2 separate regions of the Homo sapiens genome follow, and region 1 is linked to region 2. Evidence: chromatin loops called from intact Hi-C (ENCODE). Cell type or tissue: dorsolateral prefrontal cortex. All regions are shown on one strand.

Region 1 (2,500 bases), 88 kb after region 2:
TTGCAAAGCAAGGTCTTTGTGCTCCATATAAGGCTGCTTCTCAGGGAGGTGACTGCAGTTGGGTTATTTTTTTTAGACAAAGTCTTGCTCTTTCGCCCAGGCTGGAGTGCAGTGGCATGATCTTGGCTCACTGCAACCTCCGCCTCCCAGGTTTAAGCAATTCTCCTGCCTCAGCCTCCCGAGTAGCTGGGATTACAGGCACCCACCATCACGCCTGGCTAATTTTTGTATTTTTAGTAGAGTCAGGGTTTCACCATGTTGGCCAGGTTGGTCTCGAACTCCTGACCTCAGGTGATCCTCCCGCCTTGGCCTCCCAAAGTGCTGGGATTACAGGCGTGAGCCACCGCGCCTGGCCTTGCAGTTGGTTTTTACCATTAGACACTGTTGCTAGGCGACCCAGCCTTGCTCAGGCATCACAATGAGAAAAGAGGCCTCTAGAAAAGCAGCCCCAGTCAGGCTTCCGTGAGCTCGGCCAACTGCACACTGGCACCCTTCCCTGGATGGAGTCATTGCCTCGAGAGGACCAAGCACAATGCGCAGCCCAGGAATTAATCAAAGAGCAGCCACCGAGGTTGATCTCACTTGGCAGGAGGAAGGAAAAGCTCTCCCACTCCCTGTATTCCACAAATGACTTGCTCACCTCCTCAAAGTCATCCAGCTCCTCCAGCCGGGTCCGCACCTTCTCTGACATTGCCAATGTGGCAGTCCCAGCTTTGCCTAAACAGAATGAATTTACGTCACACAGGTGGCTTTTCTCGTGCACCAATACCCCCAGTGGAGGCATCTTTCACTCTACACTTCATCGTGAATAAAGACACAAGGGAATGATTCCATTATAGAAAACTATCCCAGATTTTCAAAGCAACTTCCTTATGTAACCAGAATTCCATCGAAACATTTCCCACTTAGAAGCTGCCCCTGGGAGCCCAGTGGGCCAGCCTCAAAGAGGTTAACCGCTGCATTTGAGATTTACAAACTTTGCTCTGTATCATCTGTTTATTCCTAAAGAAAGGCAGTCCAGATAAGGATGCCAAAAATCCGTCATCTAATTGTTTTCTATGAACAAAAGGCCCTCTTAGGCTCTTACTCACAGCGTAGAATTGTGCTCTCCTGCTAACAAAACAACCATCTCACTGTCTACCCAGGGTGGAAACACTAGGGCTTCAAAGCCCTCTCTTCGAGCAAACAGGACTAGCTGTGCCTCCTTCCAGCATCTGTCAGCACAATTTCGCCATCAGCAGGGACTGGTGGAGGGATGAAGGAAGGGCCCCCAGGCCACAGGCCAGCCACAAGGCAGGGCGATGCATCTAGCTGACTGCTGCCCTCTGCGGCCGTCTATTTCAGAATCCTTCCCCCATCTTTAGGGGGCCTCTGTTCTAGCATTTTTTTTTTTTTGAGATGGGGTCTTACTCTGTCGTCCACGCTGGAGTGCGGTGGCGCGATCTCGGCTCACTGTAACCTCCATCTCAAAAAAAAAAAAAAGAAAAAAGAAAGAAATGTGGACTTAGGGTCGAGCTGCAGAACTCTTTTTGTAAGCCTGACAAATGTTTTAGGTTTTAAGAGTCACAAAGTGTCTGCTCCAACTACTCAACTCTACTGTTGTAGCACAAGAGCAGGCATAGATAATATGTAAACAAATTGATAGGGCTCTGTTCCTATAAAACTGTACTTAAAAAACAGGCAGTGGACCAGACTTGGCCTGCAGCATGCAGTTTACCAACCCCTGATCTGGGGATACCCCTAGTAGTGGAATGCTGGATCAAAGGGTTGGCTCATTGTGTTAATCCCTTTGAGCTGCTATAACAAAATGCTACAAAGTGGGTGGCTTATAAATAAGAGCAATGTATTTCTCGCAGTCCTAAAGGCTGGGAAGTCCAAGATCAAGGTCCCAGCAGATTAGGTCCCAGTGCCTGATGACAGCCTGCTTTCCGGTTGGGTTCATAGATGATGCCCTCCTGCTGTGTTTTCACTTGGTGGAAGGGGTGAGGGGAGTGCCCTTGGACCTCTTTTATAGGGCACTAATCCCATTCATGAGGGTTCCACCCTCATGACCTAATCACCTCTGAAAAGGGCCCATCTCCTAATACCATCATCTTGGGGTTAGGATTTCAACATATGAATCGGGGCAGGGGAGTGGGGTTAGGCACAAACAACCAGACCACAGCACCTGTCTTCAAATAAAATAAAAAATGCAAAAGTGTTCTACAAGGTGGTTGTGCCATTTTACATTCCCACCAGCAGCATATGAGAGCTCCTATTGCTCTATATTCATACAAAGTCTCATCTTTGAAATGTGATCCCCAGTGTTGGAGGTGGGGCCTGGTGGGAGGTGTCTGGGTTGTAGTGGGGGATCCACCATGAACGGCTTGGTGCCATCCTTGCAGTAATGAGTGCAGTAATGAGTTATTCTTACTTCCCATGAGAACTGGCTGTTGAAAAAAGCCTGGCATTTTCTCCCTCTCTCTCCTCCCTTCTCTTGCCATGCAATCTCTGCACACAC
Region 2 (2,500 bases):
AGGAGAGGGAAAAAAAACATGTCACAGAAAGACACTCCTTGTAAAGCTTTCTGAGTCAAGTTAGCTCTGCTCTGGAAGCTTCTTTGCCTGGCTGTCTCCTGAACCCCAAACTCAAACCCCTTCCACATTTATTAAGCCCCAACTGTGAACAGGGTACTGTCATGGGCAGGTAGACAAACAGATGAAAAAAAAGTGAGAGAAAGCGTTGACAACATAAACTGTGGCAATGAGACCAACATAATCATACTAATTAACAACTATTTTTTTTTCTGGTTTTTTTTTTTTTTTTTCCAGACAGGGTCTTGCTCTGTCGCACAGGCTGAAGTGCAACGGTGTGATCTCGACTCACTGCAGCCTCTGCCTCCTGGGCTCCAGCCATCCTCCTACCTCAGCCTCCCCAGTAACTGGGACTACAGGAGTGCACCATCATCCCTGGCTAATTTTTGTATTTTTTGTAGAGATGGGGTTTCACCGTGTTGCCCAAGCTGGTCCCAAACTCCTGAGCTCAAGCGATCTGCCTGACTCGGCCTCCTAAAGTTCTGGGATTACAGGCGTGAGCCACCGCATTGGGCCAACACTTATTTTCTAAGCCTGTTACGTATTTTGGTCTATGAATCCACTTATCTCAATTGTTTTGGGGAGAGACATTAAATATGGGGCTTGAGGAAAAGCCACCTGATGTCCGTTCTGATAGAGAAACCTTCCAGAAAGGGTCAGAGCCTGCAGGGTCTTCTATCTTGTGACCACTAGTAAGACATGGCCCAACCAGGTACGGTAGCTCACGCCTGTAATCTCAGCACTTTGGGAGGCCAGTGGGTCGATCACTTGAGGTCAGGAGTTTGAGACCAGCCTGGCCAATATGGTGAAACCCTGTCTGTACTAAAAATACAAAAATTAGCTGGGCATGGTGGCACATGCCTGTAATTCCAGCTACTCGGGAGGCTGAGGCAGGAGAATCACTTGAACCCGTCGGTCAGAGGTTGCAGTGAGCCGAGCCTGGGCAACAGAGCAATGCTCTGTCTCAAAAAAAAAGAAAGAAAGAAAGAAAGGAAGAAAGGAAGAAAGGAAGAAAGGAAGAAAGGAAGAAAGGAAGAAAGAAAGAAAGAAAGAAAGAAAGAAAGAAAGAAAGAAAGAAAGAAAGAAAGAAAGAAAAACATGGCCCTACTTATGGAACCCACAGGATCTCCTAGGCCCTATCTTTAAGCAGTTCATTTCCTTAGTCCTCCGGCAGTCCCACAGTGAAGTAAGTATATCATGAAACAAGGTTCTCAGTGGGAATGCAAATTCTGCTCAGAGCAACTTGAAAGACCATTTTTTTCTATTTATGTGTTTGTTACTGACTGGCCCAGAGAATGTGCCTATTATTATGCCTCATTAAAAAGAGAGCAGCTTTGTCCCCAGAACTTGGCTCCTCTCACCCACCCCGCCCAGTTTCCACTCTAAAGGACGGAGCTAAAATAAACAGTTATTTAAAGGTTGGGGCATGCAGGGTTCCAAAGCAGATTTTTAGTTCTATCCTCAGAAGACTTGCCCCATATAGAAAATATTGTCTGGAGACTTCTCAATCTTATCTTAAGTAATTAGAAATCAAATCCTACCCCATGTGACAGCAGTTTATCCTTATAGTTTAAAGTTCAGAATAATCATGTCAACTTCATGTAACACTTTGTTTTGTAGCTATTAAGAGCTATGGAAGCTCATTTAAGATATAACGGATTTTTTTTTAAAGACCTACAGAAAAAGGAGAACTCAGATTCCCAGTAGTAAAGAATATTGTCCCCTCTTTGAGTAATACCCCACAAGCACAGGCAACCAAAGCAAAAATGGACAAATGGGATCACATCAACTTAAAAAGCTCCGCACAGCAAAGGAAACAATCAACAAAGTGAAACGAGAACCCACAGAATGGGAGAAAATATTTGCAAACTACCCATCTGATAAAGGATTAATAACCAGAACATAAGGAGCTCAAACAACTCTATAGGAAAAAAAATCTAATAATCAGATTTTAAAAATGGGCAAAAGATTTCAATAGATGTTTCTCAAAAAAAAAAATACAAATGGCAAACAAGCATATGAAAAGGTGCTCAACATCATTGATCAGAGAAATGCAAATGAAAACTATAATGAGATATCATCGAACCCCAGTTAAAATGGCTTTTATCCAAAAGACAGGCAACGACAAATGCTGGTGAGAATGTGGAGAAAAGGGGAACCCTCACACACTGCTGGTGCAAATGTTAAATTAGTACAACTACTACGGAGAACAATTCGGAGGTTTCTGAAAAAGCTAAAAATAGAGCTACCATAGGATCCAGCAATCCCACCACTGGATTTACCCCCAAAAGAAAGGAAATCAGTATATCGAAGAGATATCTGCACTCCTGTTTGTTTTAGCACTGTTCACAATAGCCAAGATTTGGAAGCAATCTAAGTGTCCGTCAACAGACAAACGGATAAAGAAAATGTGGTACATATACACAATGGAGTACTATGCAGC

The links. Peaks named below come from ENCODE experiments on the same cell type or tissue, not always from the same donor. Only the 100,000 strongest peaks of a DNase experiment are listed, where the experiment ranks them.
Region 1: it touches region 2 in a loop (3.0-fold over the local background); 1 of 110 quality-filtered maps calls a loop at or near these places.

The regions. Positions count from the first base shown.
Region 1 is chr16:19,577,269-19,579,768 of GRCh38, reverse strand. It overlaps VPS35L (VPS35 endosomal protein sorting factor like), which reads right to left. Exons shown (of 31, transcript NM_020314.7): 6 at 641-717. Among named protein-coding and RNA genes, the nearest start is that of VPS35L, 23 kb to the right of the region's middle. In dorsolateral prefrontal cortex, a CTCF peak has its summit at 1,341; DNase peaks (open chromatin) are centred at 468 and 1,268; H3K27ac peaks cover 2,500 bases.
Region 2 is chr16:19,665,525-19,668,024 of GRCh38, reverse strand. All of the region lies in intron 26 of VPS35L (VPS35 endosomal protein sorting factor like), which reads right to left. Among named protein-coding and RNA genes, the nearest start is that of KNOP1, 51 kb to the left of the region's middle. In dorsolateral prefrontal cortex, a CTCF peak has its summit at 1,484; a DNase peak (open chromatin) is centred at 1,414; H3K4me3 peaks cover 1,201 bases; H3K27ac peaks cover 2,500 bases.